2 separate regions of the Homo sapiens genome follow, and region 2 is linked to region 1. Evidence: chromatin loops called from intact Hi-C (ENCODE). Cell type or tissue: heart left ventricle. All regions are shown on one strand.

Region 1 (8,000 bases):
CCTGAGCAGATTCTCAAGGGCGGGAACCTTACAGTGGCGGGCTTCCATCACCTAATACTAAGGCCTCTGCTGACACCAAAACTCTGTAAATGTTGCAGTCAATTCTAAGTGTCTTTTTCTCAACTGTTCTCATCTTACTTTTTATGGTTTCAATGCCTTCCACAATGGTTTACTCTCTTATTTAGACTTCATCTATCTCACTGAATGGTGGTGTTGGGTCACCTGGGGTCAGAAAACCAGTGCAAAAATGCTGCCACTCTGGCTGTTACTATTACTGGAAGTGAAGAAACTGTCCTTCTTCTCTGACCCAGGAGCCTCATGTCTTCTACCAACATCCGTGAAATTTTGGCATGTGTGATTATTACCTGCACATGAGATAAGATCTCAGTTCTTGATGGTATGGAATGCTGCAGGGAGAGGAAGTGTGCGTGCACAGGCCCAGAGGCCTAGGGGAGCCCAGCCTGCTCTCGGAACTGCCAGGAGAGCAGATGACTGTGGCACACCCTTGCTGTGTGGGGTGGCAAGCAGCCTCTTCCTTCAGGCTTCTGCCCAAATGTGATCTCATTAGAATGGCCTTCCTTAACCATCCCAGCTGACACAGAATCCCACATCACTCCCTGTCTCCTATCTTGCTTTTCTGTCTTTCACATGTATACCACATCATCTCATATATTTGTTTGTTTGTTGTCTGTACTTCCCTACAAAATGGCAAATCCCATCGGCGAAGGAACTTTGTTTCATTCACTGCTGTAATTAATTCTACCACTTAGGACAGTGCCCCGCATAGAGAGATGAGGCTGTCAGGACAGGCAAGCCTGGTTTGCATCATGGGTTACAGCCTGTAAGCCATGCCAGGAGCCTGGGTGAATCCTGGGAGGTTTAGAAATTCTTTTAAGTATTCTATGATTTGCATTTTAGGGCCATGATCCCTTCAGCAGCTGGCAAGTTCATTGAAGGGAGGGCAAGACCACAGGAGTCTGGGAGAGCAGGTGGGAGGTGGGCGCATCATCTAGAAGGAGGATGTTAGTGTGGATTTAAGACACTGGGCTGGAGAGGAGTGGAGGAGTGTTAAAGCTATCAAGTAAGGAGAATTGACAGGGCTTGGTGATTGATTGGATGTAGAATGCAGGGGAGTAGTGGTCACAGATGGTGATTTGGGTGACTGGCAAATGGTTTAGGGGGGTTCAGAGGAAATGGGGGGTATACTTAGAGATAGGATGTTCAACTGGGGCAAAAGTTTGACTTACTATTATCTGCTGAACCGTGAGAAGAGCTGTTATCCTGTGATCATTTCTCGACATCAATCCGATGGCAAGTAGTCTGTTGCTGGTGCCAGGGTCAGAATGTGGGAGTGTCTTAGTCCTGCGGTTCACAGACCCCAAAGGAGAAGCAGGTTACAGGGATTTCTGGTAGTTGTTTCTGATGCCAGCTCCAGGTTAGACAGTCCTCATTCAACCTGACCCTTTAACACTTCTCCAATTTCTGTTTTTCAATATTTTTACGTTTTTAATTTATGTCCCATAAAATGCACAATTTTGAGCGCACATCACTGTGAATGTTTATCTACGCATACACCCATGTAACTACCCAAACCAAGATTCGCAACATTTCCACAGCCCCAGAAAGCTATCTGTGCCCCTTCCAAGTCCAAAGTAAGCATGCTTACCCAAAGGTAACTGCTATCTGACTTCCGTCATCTAGGATTAACATTGCTGATTCTTGAACTCCATTATAAATAGAATTACACAATATGTACTTTTTTATCTGTGTCTTGTTTCTTTCAACATCATGACTGTGAGGTTCACATTTCAAAAATTTGCTGTTTTTATAACTGTGTAATATTCCATCGTATAAATATGCCATAATTTGTTTACCATTCTCCTGTTGATGGGCATCTGGGTTGTTTGGAATAAAGCTGCAATAAACTTTCTTGTCCAAGTCCTTTTTGCAGCTGCTGTCTTTTGGCAATTCCAGGAAGGCCTGTGTTTTGTGTATGTGGATGCGTATTATTAAAGGAAAACCTTCTTGACAAGGCCTTGAACTCGCTGCTGGCCTCTGCCTGGGGTACCTTTGAGGATGAGCAGCTCCAAGGAGCAATGGACAGAAGCTCTAAATCACTAGTGACCAAGGGTAATGTCACATCCCCTCAATTATTTGTTTTTATTAGAGATCAGGAGAATTTGGGGGAAACCTAAAAGTGATTTTGAGCAGTTATTCTCATGCACTTATAAAGACTTTTACCTCTTGCAAAGGACCAGGGCTGGGGAAAGAGACAGAACCAGGATGTAGGTTGGGCCTCATGTACTTGGAGAATGGTATTGAACTCCCTACAGCATGTGGCCCCCAGTTAAGGGAATGGTTTTTCTATATCACAAATGGAAAATATTCTCATTTCTCTGTAATCATAGTCATAGTGTAAAGCATCCTTCGCTAGGGTTTGAATGAAAGAGGTAATCTCCTGATTTCTGCTAAAGAACTTCTCAAATCCTTCATTGCTGATGACTATGACATCCTCATAGGTGCCATTTTCCTCCTAACTTTTTTCCCAAATATTTCTGATCCACCCCAGCAATGCTACTAGTAAATATTCAGAGATTCCTAATCCTAGACTCCTCAGGCATCCTAGGTTTTAGAAGAGAAAGAGAGTTCTCTTTAGTTAAGAACTTGCTGTGGGCCAGGTACTATGTGAGGTAGTTTGCATCCATTTCATTATTTAATCTTTACAGCACAGTGAGATAGGTTTTATTATTCCCCTTTGATGGATGAGGAAACAGAAGTGCAGAGAGGTTCATTAATTTGCCCCAAATCACACAGCAGAGCCAGATTTGACCTGAGATATATTTGGCTTTCTTGCCTATAGCACATTGCTCCTTAAACTAAGTGTGTCTGGCCAGGTGCAGTGGCTCACACCTGTAATCTTAAAACTTTGGGAGGCCGAGGTAGGAGGATTGCTTGAGGCCAGAAGTTCAAGACTTGCCTAGGCAACATAGTGAGACTCTCATTTCTACAAAAACTAAAACTAAAAATAAAATAAGTGTCTCTGACCAGACCTCCTAGCCTGGCTCACACTGTCTCCATGGTACAAAACATTCATATGGTCGAAAAAAAGTATTGTCTCTCAAATGACTGTGAGATTCCACTATCCTTTTATAACTTCACGATATAGAAAATAGTCAAGCTCTTGAGGTTAAAGTAATGTAACTCAGAATCACATGTGGTCCACTGTGAAAAAGCTTAAGGTGACCCAGGGTGCAGCTGTGACTTCCAGAAACGTGGAGACCAAAGGGGAGCTACATAAGGTGTGGAAGGTGCCGAGAAGCACAGTCCCAGCTTGGGGCTGGGGCACTTCCCACCCACCCCGCGGGCTGTGATTAGCCCCCACACCCTGTCCTGGGCCCTGCACTGGCCGCTGCACACCACGCCCCTGCTCTTTGTTCCCCGGTAGCAGAGCCAGTATAATTTCATGCTTCCTAATTTCTGAGGATAGTGAATCAATTCCCCCCACCAGTTTGCCTAGAAGAAGAGCTTATTTAGACAAACGCCTCCAAGGAAACAGTTGTAGAGAGTCACTTAAGAAAACAAGAGGCTGCTAAAGGAATGCTCTGCGTGCAGTGTGGAACAATTCGCAGTCAGCATGGGCGCTCCTCGGCGGGGAGACGCTCCCGGGCAGAGTGAGCACACCTGCCGCACATCCTTCCCAAAAGGAACTCCGCTCATTCCGGACGCTGGACTGCAAATAAAAACAGCCAACGCTAGAGTCCTGGAGTCGGGGAGGGGCTGGGACAAAGGTGAATGAACTTTCCTCCTCTGGCTTCAGATCAGCCTTTAGATTTCTCAGAATGCCTGAGGTCATCTAAGTGGTCTCTAAGTTACTGTCACACCACCCCCATTTTAAGGGGGTTCAGGGCAGCGTGGCTGGTGGGACCCTCTCCTGGGACACTCCTCCAGGCGCCCCCCCCCATCCCCTGGAGGTATTGGACTGAAAACAAACTGCTCGCTTTAGGGGACAAAGGGCACTGGGGGGTTGAGGCTGCAGAGAGGGAACCCCGGGAGGAGAAATGGCCTCGGGAGAGTGGATTCCAGCTTCCATAGAAGGCTGGGAAGGAGCCACCAAGAAGCTTCACCTCCAGTCCAGCCAAACGGTGAGCCGCGGAGCACACTGCTGGCTCCTGGCAGCCCTGAGCAGTTTCTATTACAAAAAGAAAAGGAGGGGAAAGGCTATGAATGCTGGCCTGGTTCCCAGAACAGAGGCTGCAGGGAAAATGGAAACAACTGTTCGCCGGCCCAGTGGGCTTGGCAAGGGCAGGTCAGGGCAGAACCAGAGGGCAGGTCAGTGCAGAACCAGAGGAAAAGGTGGGAGCCCCCAGGCTCTAGTCCCTGGGACCAGAATCACCCATGCCCCACCCCTTCAAGTCTCAGCTCAGATGTGGTGGGAGTGTAAAGAGTGCTGGATTGAGAGTTTAAGTTTTGGCTGAGCTCCTAACCAGCTTCCTCACATGCCCAGGAATCATGGACTCATAGCTCCCAGAGCCCAGGAAGACTCCCTCACCCACTAGGATGACTCACACAGTCCTGCCAGTCCTGGCTGACAGTGGTCCCTCCCATCCTGAGCAGCCGCCAGGTCATCGCATGCTCATGGCTCCCTCCAGTTGCCCTGCTGGACAGAGCGTGATGGAAGAGTGGAGAGCCCCAGCCGCAGGGTTCCTCTGCTCTCATCCCACTTTAGGTCTGCTCCAACCCCGTGAGGTCGGGCCCCTGCCTCCTGTGCCTTTCATGTCCCCAGCAGTTCCAGGGACGGGATAGGGACTCAGGAAGTATTTATGGCCTGGTTAATAACGAGCCCTGTCACAGCCTATGATTTGGGGTCCAATAAATCTGGGTTCCGATTTGGAGCCCTGCTGCCTGCTGGCTGGGAGGCTGAAATAAAGGCCTTGACCTCTCTAAGGCTCGGCTTCCTCCGCACTAAAGTGGTGGGTGCTTCACAGAGCTGATGGGAGGATAAAGGAAGTAAGCATATGGCCAGCAGAGGAGTCAGTAATAGCGTTCACCTCTCCATGCACCTGGAATCCTTGCCCACTCCCTCTAGACACAGGCTCAGAAGCCAGTGGAGCCTTTCAGGGTGGGGACCTCACTGGTTTTAGGGTCACGTCTGTTGCTGTGGAGGCAAATGGCACATCTGCTGGGCTCCACACTAGCCTGAGGAGAGGCCTTATGCTGCAGCTGTTTCCCAGCCGGCCGTGGTGAGGCGTCAGCAGGGCCCTGTTTAAACACAGCGCTGCGGGAGCCCCCACCCTGCACCTCAGATCCTTAAGACACCTGCTCCCTGATGCTCTCCCCAGGTCTCACCTGGTGGCAGGAGTGGAAGAAGTGATGGGATGAGTCACCACAAAGACCCTTCATGGAACTCATTAACTTTACAGAATAATGATTCTGGGACAGAGTGGATGTTTTTTTTTTTCTTTTTTGCCCCCAATTACTAAAAGAGTGGAGGATTTTAAATATACATAGTGTGCTCTGGTGATTGGCAAATTTAACCCCTGCTTGACTTAATTCTCAACAAGTCTCACAGTGATGCATTCTGGTGAGATTTCCAAGTTTCAGTCACTGCAGGAATGATGGAGGTGCATGGGTGCATGTCACTAGGGCACTTTATGGTTTACAGGGCACACTCACATACATTATTTCCTGTGATCCTCACCACAAATCTAGGAGGCAGGCAGGAAAGGAGTTCTTAGCCCTATTTTACAGACAATGGCATTGAGTCCCAGAGAGGTTGGGCAATTGCCCAAAGTCACACAGCTTATTTTTCGAAGCACAGTAACTCATGACCCCAGAGTTCACTTCATGTCTTCTCACAACAAGAGGGAGGAACAAGCACCATTGTCTGGCCTCATATATTGAGTTTTGATTCCTGGGTTCAGTTTCCTGTCACTATGCGCAGGGAAGAGACATGGATATCTGGAGATCAACTCCCCCTACTCCATGCTGTAGACTCCACTTTGGGAAAAGAGTACACAAGCGATGCAGGGGGGTGGGGGGTGAAAGAAATCCACATGTTTCATCCCCAAATACACTTCTTTGACATAATTTGAGATGGTTGTTCAGAGGGCCTGCAAACAGAAGGAGCCCTGCAAAGCTGTCTTTCTGGGGGAGATTTGCATCTGCAGAGAATCTGCATTGATGCAGCCAGGTTTTCTCAGGTTTTCTCAGAGGTCGTCCTTTGTCCAATCTAGGAAAAATTAACTGAAAATGGGACACCTTTAAAGGTCTGAAAGTAACATTTCCCATCAGTTCTCTCGGGGCTGCTCCCTGTGAGGTTTCGTCTACGTAACAAGATCATCTTGGCTCACCAGGCCTCCTCATCTTCTCCTCCCATAACCTATTTTGCCCCGATCCAAGCCCCCATTCTTTCTGTAACCTCAGGATGGTATATATACTTATACTTCCTGCACTGGCCGCTGCACACCACGCCCCTGCTCTTTGTTCCCCAGTAGCAGAGCCAGCATAATTTCATGCTTCCTAATTTCTGAGGATAGTGAATCAATTCCCCCCACCAGTTTGCCTAGAAGAAGAGCTTATTTAGACAGGAGGGTGGAGGAGGGTGGAGGGTGGAGGGTGGAGGTAATCACTCTGTGGTTCTCCCCCATGTGCACATTAACAAATTTGTCTGCCTTTTCTTTTATTAATCTGCATTTTGTGAGATGATTTTTCCATGAACATACAGAGGGCAAAGAAGTTTTTCCCTTGGCCCCTACTGTGGCTTCTCTGGACTGTGAGACCACCTTTAGTCTTGCCCAGGCAAGTTCTGAGGCAGGAGAATAGGGTCTGGAGGCAGGGAACCTAAGGCTGATTCACACTGACTAATTAGAACTAAATCAAAAGGGAAACCCCAACTTTCCACACCTAAGTAACAAAAGGACCAGAGGCTACTCCCTTTGTAAACACCCCCACCTGTCCGATTTGGTTGATTTCTGCAACCAATCAGACTGATTGCAGGCCACTACTTCATTTGCATGAAGTGTACACCAAGTGGCCTATGGGAAACCTCTAGGGGGTATTTGGACCCCTGAAGATCCTGTAACCAGCACCCTTGAACCGCTGCTCAGGCCTGCTCCCACCCTGTGGAGTGTACTTTCATTTTCAATAAATCTCTGCTTTAGTTGCTTCATTCTTTCCTTTCTTTGCTGTGCATTTTGTCCAATTCTTCGTTCAGAACACCAAGAACCTGGACAACTTGCAGTCAAGACCCTCCACCAGTAACAGTTCTAGCTGTCTCGACACACACAGAGGCTCGCCGTAGGCCCTGCTCCATTGATGCCCTGGGCAGTGGAGCCACAGAAGGCACCTCTGACCCAGTGCTCTGTCTCAGGCTGGTGCAGGCCAGGGCCTGAGCCTGGGCAAGGCAACACTGCACCCCTGTGAATCATGCACCCAGCAGGGGCTGTAACAGGGCTGCAAAGCCACCACCAGGCAGCTGCTGGCAGGACTAGGTTAGATGGTGGCATGCAGGGCAGGCAGGGCCTTCTGCACGTAAGAGGGACAGTGGCACTTCAGTCCCACCAGAAAACCCCTTTCGTCACCCATATGTTCAGCAGCCACGCACTACCTCCCGCTGTGGTGTATGCAGTACAGAGGCTGCTGAGTGATTGTGGAGGCAGCCAGGACAGAAGCTGGGAGGCATATTGTACAGTGACAAAGAACAAAGACGTTGGAGTCCCACGGCTTCAGGTTCGAATCCAGACTCCACTTCTTAGCAGATGGATGATCATGGGAAGTCATTGAGTCTCCCTGTGTGCCAGTGTCCTCATCTGTATACTGGGATAGGACAGCACCTCCCACAGGGGTTCTGAAGTGATGTAAATGCAATGCTTGGCCTGTAGTGATTGCCCCATCCATGGTTGATACCATAAGGGGTTAGTGAAATGCACTGTTTTTTGCAGCTGTGGTGCCATGCAAATAAAAGTTATTCTCAGGACTGCATATCGCTTTCACCCTGTCAT
Region 2 (8,000 bases), 150 kb before region 1:
CCTGCCTCAGGCTCAGGAGTAGCTGGGATTACAGGCGCGTGCCACCATGCCCGGCTAATTTTTGTATTTTTAGTGGAAACAGGGTTTCACCATGTTAGTCGGGCTGGTCTCAAACTCCTGACCTCGTGATCCACCCACCCTAGCCTCCCAAAGTTCTGGGATGGTAGGCATGAGCCACTGCACCTGGCCAAGACCATATCTTTGGGAAAAAAAAGGTGGCAGGCTGTTGGCTGTTGTACAAGAGACCCAAGTCAGTTAGGGGCTTAGAAAACATCTCAGGTCTCATCCAGCCCCAAGATTTCTCAGTTCCTGGAAAGGTGGAGAGGAAGAAAGGGGGCTTTGAAAGCAGAAGTAATGATTCAATAAGGATGTTGGCTGCATTTTTCTTCTAGAAGGTGAACCAGAGAATAAAGAACAGATTTGTCTTTATTTTGCAAAACCCAGGTAGGGAGAGTGGAGGGGAATGGAGTAAGAATTAATGCATTGAAGTTAGAAACAAAAAGAATGGAGGGAACAAGCAAGTAAAAAGGAAAAGAAAGAAAGGAGCATGTTATGTTTCCTTTCAGAGAATCATTTGTTGGAACACTACATCTCAAACCTGATAACAGCTGGTAAATACAGCTTCAAGTATTGCATAAAAATATCACCTGATTTTAAAAAATAAAAACTTATTTTTAGTTCACTTTTTCCACTTCTTCCATGCAGAGATATTTAGCCAAGACTTACAACTGGTATTATAGGTTGAATTGTTTCCTCCAGAAAAGATAAGTTGAGGTCGTAACTGCTAGTACCTCAGAATGTAACATTATTCAGAAATACAGTATTTACAGAGGTAATAAAGTTGAAGTGAGATCATTAGGATGGACCCTAATCCAATGTGACTGGTGTCATGGACAGGGAAATTTGGACACAGAGACGGACACACACACAGGGAGGATGCCACATGAAGATGGAGGCAGACACCAGGTGATGCAGCTACAAGCCAAGGAACACCAAAGACTGCCCAAAAACCATCAGAAGCTAGGGGAGGGGCCTGGGACAGGTTCTCCCTTGCAGCCCTAAGGAGGAACCAACCCTACTAACACCTTGATCATGAACTTCCAGCCTCCAGGACTGTGAGACAATGTGTTTCTGTTGTTTAAGCCGCCCAGCACGGGGTACTTTGCTACAGCAGCCTAAGTAGACCAATCCAACTGGCTATTCGAGTTTCACATTTCCTGGCTCCATGCTTTCCAGGTAAAGGCCTAGAGTGCTTCTGGAACTGTGATGCTCAAAAGGCAAGCAGAACCCAGCAAGTTGGAGCAGGAAGTATCCCAGAGATCATCAATCTTAACTTATTTTATAGATATGAAAATTGAAGTTCAGGAGGAGTGAGTGACTTGCCCAAGTTTTCACCATGCAGAGCCATGACTCAAACCCAGGTTGTCAGACCTCCAGCCCACAGCTCTTTCTACCAGGGCCTGATCTTACCCAAACTGCACACACAGCCCTTCTTGTCATTACTTACCTGTTGGTTGCATGCCTCTTAAGTGTAAAACTTTGGGCTGGAGTTACTTGGAACCTGCTGCCATGGCAACTGGTGGGGGCAGGAGCAGGTCCTTTCTAGGGAATCTAGGGCTGCATCAGGGAGGCAACAGCTTACAAGACTAGATACTCCTGCTGTCTGCAGACACATCATATTTCTGGTCCTTTCCTCACCTTCCTCCTCTATTACCTTGCCCTCATGGTCAATCTAAATCACAGAACTAGGAGGGCTAGAGAGGAAAATGTTCCATGTTAGCTCAAATGCCAAGAAGGAGCCAGTGACTGCAACATATATTTGGAGAAGATCTTATGGAATTAAGCTCAGAATAAACTTTCTGAACCCCAGGTAAATTATCAAAGAATGGGGCTTTATTTGTTCTGCGCCTCTGCATCTATATGAAAAGATAGTCCTGGGCTACTTTCTCCAATCATACAGATTGGACCTAAGCTTGTAAGTGGCTCCCAAGTCAGAAGGTATTTGGATTTGTCTCCTCTCCAAAAGTCCTCAAGCAGACCCTTGATTTTTGTCCCACCCAGTAAACATGCCAAGTGCAAGGTAACTACACAGTTAAAGGAGTAGCAATTAAGTGAAATCTTGGGGAGGAAGGCATGGTTTTTCTACCATGGGAAGGACAGCAGGGACTCCTTCCTCCTAATCTTCCTCCTACTGTCTTCCTGGGAACTGGACTTCTCCTGATTTTGTCTCTCAGCAGGAAGAATGAGGCGGGGCCACATCTAAAGTGGTCATAGCCCCCAGGAGCTGATAGGCAAGGAAGGATCTTGGGTCGACCTGTACAAAAGGGCCCAGAGGAAATCCTTTGTTCTGATGTTGAGACACAGCTGTGTGGAAGGAAACCAGGCACAGCCTGTGCACTGATAGACTGGGGAGGTGAAACACTTCAACCATCCCTTTGTTCTCTAGTGCTGTTGCTCTATCTTCCTTTCTATACCTTCCCCCATCCTACCCCAACAAGAACCAGATAGCGCCTTCCTGAACTGATCAGTTTCTCACCTTGCCTTTTTTAAAAAACCGCCATTGGTACAAACAGATGTGGTAGTGAAGGTGAGTGTGATTTTCCTTCAAGATACAGGATCAGAGACACCTCTGCTTATAGCCTGTCCTACCTGCTCATCACTTTACTATTTGTTTTTGGTTTGGTGTGAACCAGGGTCTGCTCAATCCAACTCTTCTGCTCTCTAACCTTCACACAGTTTCCCCACACAACCTTCCCACATTTTACTAGTAGCTGCCCATTCCTCTCCATCCACAAAGTTACTGAGGGAGAAGCCATGTTTGGGCAGGGTGACCTGACCCCACACACCACCGCATCTCCTTAGCCCAATGGGCCAAGCCCATGTCCTACTCCTGGGGAGCTTGGAATTCATGCAGGAGAGACAGCTCAGAAGCTGTTGACAGTAGCTGGTTTTTGCCAAGTGGATTAGTAAGCAGAGAAAGCTGCTCTGCAGCCAGATGGATGGATGGATGGACTTGCATACAAGCAGGAAAAAGAGAGTGAGGGAAGCCTTAACTGTCCACGGTGCTTTCATTCCTAGTTCCAGAACATCCCTAAGGCCCAGCTGCCTCTTGACTTTGGCTTCGTTGATAATCCTCTAGCTTGAGCTAGTTTATGTGGACTTCTGTTGCTTACCTGAAACCAAAAGAACCCCCATTTATCAGAAATCACCTCTGAATCCATTAGCTGGAGAATGGCCAGAGCTGGAGCACCGTAAGATCTCCCCCCAAAAAACACTCCTGTGAGGCCTGGAAAATCCTCCTACTGTATCATTTGAGCCACATTTTACCATCTCACCCACAAGGGTGAAATGCAAGTTTGGAGAATGACTCCATGACATCCAGACACCTTCTCACTCCCCATTTAACTTTGAGCTGGCACATTAACCACAACTGCCAGCTCACATTCATTTTAGCTGCCATGTTTTAGGAAGGACAGTAATGGTTCACAGTCCTTTATCCAAATTCTTGAAGCCCAGTGTTTTGGAATTCAAAATTTTTCAGATTTTAAGAAGTATGGCCCATTATAAATTACATTATAAATTATATAACTCCCCTGGAAGGGTCTATGACTGTCTCCTAATCAAACAAAATGCACTAATATTTAAAAAATGGAATAAATAATGATTATAAGTAGTTTCATGTCAAGTTTTCCTTCCAAACAGTTTCAGATTAACTCAGGACAGGTGTTGCCTCAAGTGAGTTACTAAAAATCTTAGTTTCAAAGCTTTCAATATTGCAGTCATGAACGATTATGGTTGCCCATTTCACAGATAAGTAAATTGATGACCAAGAAGGCTAGGTACCTTACTCGGGCAGTCTGGCTCTAAAGGCCACAGCCTTCACTACCATCCCATCCTGCCACTCCACTGTTACACTGCCTCTTCAAACTTAACCCTAACCAAGAGTGGCAGGCTGATGCCAGATCTGCTAAACCCTATGGAAAAAATCAGAATGGGAGCTGTTGAACAGAATAGACAAAGCCAAAAAGGAGATGTGGTCATCTTCTTCAGATAGCCATCTTTTCCGCAAATTCTTTCCCTAAGGCCATTTTTAACCAGGGGACACTGGGCTACCAAGGACACTAAGAACAATCTTGCAAGGAGAAAGAGGTGTTGAGGTTCTGAGCGAGAGGTATGCAAAGGATGAGTAGAGGTTAATCCTAATCTTTGCCAAGTAAAGCAAAGGAAAGCTATGAGTGTCAACAGCCTCAGGTCTTTATCTTTTAGTTTGTTCATTCATCACTCATTGGGTGCCTACTTTGTGTACAATGCAATCAGTGCTGGAAAATGCCAGAGAACAAACTGTCCCTGGCTAGCAAAGCCCTCTACAAGCCTGCTCCCAGCTGCCTTTCTGATCTCTTCTCTCCCCTTATAACCTTCTCCCTCTCCCACTAAATCCAGCCACACCAGCCCTTCCGTGTCACAAACCCTCCAAGATCTTCCCGGCATCGGGACCTTTGCCCTTGCAGCTTCCCGTGCAGGCACTTTCTGCTTCCCGCTCTTCCAATGCCTGGCTGACTTCCCTAACCACCCAAAGGGAGGAGCCACCCAGTCGCTCATTTCCCCATTGCCTTAATTTTCATCTTTGCTCTTACTGGTATCTACTGTTGTTTCTGTTTTTCATTTGTTTACCTTCTCTCCCTATTGAATACAGCTTTCTGGGATCGGGAAGCTGATCTGTTTTGCAGTCTGCTGAATCTGCAATGTTTCAAATAGTGCCTAGTGCATAGTAAGTAGTCTATAAATATTTATTGAATAACAAGAAAGAAATTGGGCTTATATTTTGGAGTTTATGTTAGCTTTGTTGTTTTGTTTGTTTTTTGAAAGCCTGAAGTTTTAGACTAGAGAAAACATAACACAGGTATGTGGCTGAGATGGCTACCTGTCCAGCAACATCCATATTCCCTGTCTTTAATAAGAGCACTCCTGTGTTTTAGCTGAGAATTTCTCTGGCCAGTTCAAGTGTACTTTTCTTGGCATCTTTACAGCATGGATTTGGTCATGCTGGGTGAGAATGAGCTGTGTCATTTCTGAGTCATGTCCTTAAAAGAAATTTACATCCTCCCTTCCCCTGGCCTTTATCCCCCTTCCCGCTACCTAGATGATATCAGGATCCAAAGCAACCCCGTTGGAGCCAAAGATGGAAATCCTGTGTTGAGAAAGACGAGCCGCCTTGTCAGCTGTGAACAGTTTACTTCTGGGTTATTACATGGAGAAAAATAAACTCCCATCTTTTTAAACCATTATATGTGGGGCTTTCTTAGTTACAACAGCTAGGCCAGTACCCTATGCCTAACAGAAGTTTTTAAGTCTTTTTCAGCAACTTAGAGTGTTTTAGCTCTATCTGGTCTGCCTCTGCCAGAAACTACTACACAAATATTACCTTTTTTTTTGTTTTATTTTATCCTTACCATTTGTCAAGTTAGTTCCTGTGTCCCACAACACACCGCATTTGTGTGTTGCAGAAAGAGAAGGAAAACACATTTAATGAATGTCTACTAGGTACCAGGGACTATATTAAATGCCTTGCCTGTAATACTTTGATTCTCCTAATAGACATATGAGTCTGATGTCATTTTCTCTTTTTTTTCCTTTTTTTTTTTACTATTATTAAACTTTAAGTTCTAGGGTACATGACCACAACGTGCAGGTTTGTTACATAGGTATACATGTGCCATGTTGGTGTGCTGTACGCATTAACTTGTCATTTACATTAGGTGTATCTCCTAATGTTATCCCGTCGCCCTCCCCCCACCCCATGACAGGCCCCGGTGTGTGAGGTTCCTCTTCCTGTGTCCATGTGTTCTCATTGTTCAATTCTCACCTGTGAGTGAGAACATGTGGTGCTTGGTATTTTGTCCCTGGGATAGTTTGCTGAGAATGATGGTTGCCAGCTTCATCCATGTCCCTACAAAGGACATGAACTCATCCATTTTTATGGCTGTACAGTATTCCATGGTGTATATGTGCCACATCTTTTTAATCCAGTCTATCATTGATGGACATGTGGGTTGGTTCCAAGTCTTTGCTATTGTGAATAGTGCCGCAATAAACACACATGTGCATGTGTCTTTATAGCAGCATGATTTATAATCCTTTGGGTATATACCCAGTAATGGGCTTGCTAGGTCAAATGGTATTTCTAGTTCTAGATCCTTGAGGAATCGCCACACTGTCTTCCACAATGGTTGAACCAGTTTACAGTCCCACCAACAGTGTAAAAGTGTTCCTATTTCTCCACATCCTCTCCAGCATCTGTTGTTTCCTGACTTTTTAATGACTGCCATTCTAACTGGTGTGAGATGGTATCTCATTGTGGTTTTGATTTGCATTTCTCTGATGGCCAGTGATGATGAACATTTTTTCATGTGTCTGTTGGCTGCATAAATGTCTTCTTTTGAGACATGTCTGTTCATATCCTTTGCCCACTTGTTGATGGGGTTGTTTTTTTCTTGTAAATCTGTTTGGGTTCTTTGAAGATTCTGGATATTAGCCCGTTGTCAGATGAATAGATTGCAAAATTTTTCTCCCATTCTGTAGGTTGCCTGTTCACTCTGGTGGTAGTTTCTTTTGCTGTGCAGAAGCTCTTTAGTTTAATTAGATCCCATTTGTCTATTTTGGCTTTTGTTGCCATTGCTTTTGGTGTTTTAGACATGAAGTCCTTGCCCATGCCTATGTCCTGAACGGTATTGCCTAGGTTTTCTTCTAGGGTTTTTATGGTTTTAGGTCTAACATTTAAGTCTTTAATCCACCTTGAATTAATTTTTGTATAAGGTATAAGGAAGGGATCCAGTTTCAGCTTTCTACATATGGCTAGCCAGTTTTCCCAGCGCCATTTATTAAATAGGGAATCCTTTCCCCGTTGCTTGTTTTTGTCAGGTTTGTCAAAGATCAGATGGTTGTAGATGTGTGGTATTATTTCTGAGGGCTCTGGTCTGTTCCATTGATCTATATCTCTGTTTTGGTTACTGTAGCCTTGTTGTACAGTTTGAAGTTAGGTAGCATGATGCCTCCAGCTTTGTTCTTTTGGCTTAGGATTGTCTTGGCAATGTGGGCTCTTTTTTGGTTCCATATGAACTTTAAAGTAGTTTTTTCCAATTCTGTGAAGAAAGTCATTGGTAGCTTGATGGGGATGGCACTGAATCTGTAAATTACCTGGGCAATATGGCCATTCTCACAATATTGATTCTTCCTATCCATGAGCATGGAATGTTCTTCCATTTGTTTGTGTCCTCTTTTATTTCATTGAGCAGTGGTTTGTAGTTCTCCTTGAAGAGGTCCTTCACATCCCTTGTAAGTTGGATTCCTAGGTATTTTATTCTCTTTGAAGCAATTGTGAATGGGAGTTCACTCATGATTTGGCTCTCTGCTTGTCTGTTATTGGTGTATAAGAATGCTTGTGATTTTTGCACACTGATTTTGTATCCTGAGACTTTGCTGAAGTTGCCTATCAGTTTAAGGAGATTTTGGGCTGAGACGATGGGGTTTTCTAAATATACAATCATGTCATCTGCAAACAGGGACAATTTGACTTCCTCTTTTCCTAATTGAATACACTTATTTCTTTCTCCTATCTGATTGCCCAGGCCAGAACTTCCAACACTATGTTGAATAGGAGTGGTGAGAGAGGGCATCCCTGTCTTGTGCCAGTTTTCAAAGAATGTTTTTGCCCATTCAGTATGATATTGGCTGTGGGTTTGTCATAAATAGCTCTTATTTTGAGATATGTCCCATCAATACCTAATTTATTGAGAGTTTAACATGAAGGGCTGTTGAATTTTGTCAAAGGCCTTTTCTGCATCTATTGAGATAATCATGTGGTTTTTGTCTTTGGTTCTATTTATATGCTGGATTATGTTCATTGATTTGCGTATGTTGAACCAGCCTTGCATCCCAGGGATGAAGCCCACTTGATAATGGTAGATAAGCTTTTTGATGTGCTGCTAGATTCAGTTTGCCAG

The links. Peaks named below come from ENCODE experiments on the same cell type or tissue, not always from the same donor. Only the 100,000 strongest peaks of a DNase experiment are listed, where the experiment ranks them.
Region 2: it touches region 1 in a loop (5-fold over the local background); 2 of 110 quality-filtered maps call a loop at or near these places.

What each region holds. Positions count from the first base shown.
Region 1 is chr7:106,061,668-106,069,667 of GRCh38, reverse strand. No RefSeq gene overlaps it. Among named protein-coding and RNA genes, the nearest start is that of SYPL1, 47 kb to the left of the region's middle. RefSeq lists enhancers at 6,770-6,819, 7,130-7,299, 7,330-7,459. In heart left ventricle, no CTCF peak of the experiment used is centred here; DNase peaks (open chromatin) are centred at 4,227 and 4,617; H3K4me3 peaks cover 954 bases; H3K27ac peaks cover 2,826 bases.
Region 2 is chr7:106,213,708-106,221,707 of GRCh38, reverse strand. It overlaps LOC124901719 (a long non-coding RNA gene), which reads left to right and starts at 4,532. Exons shown (of 2, transcript XR_007060467.1): 1 at 4,532-4,768; 2 at 5,141-5,283. In heart left ventricle, no CTCF peak of the experiment used is centred here; a DNase peak (open chromatin) is centred at 4,497; H3K4me3 peaks cover 526 bases; H3K27ac peaks cover 3,411 bases.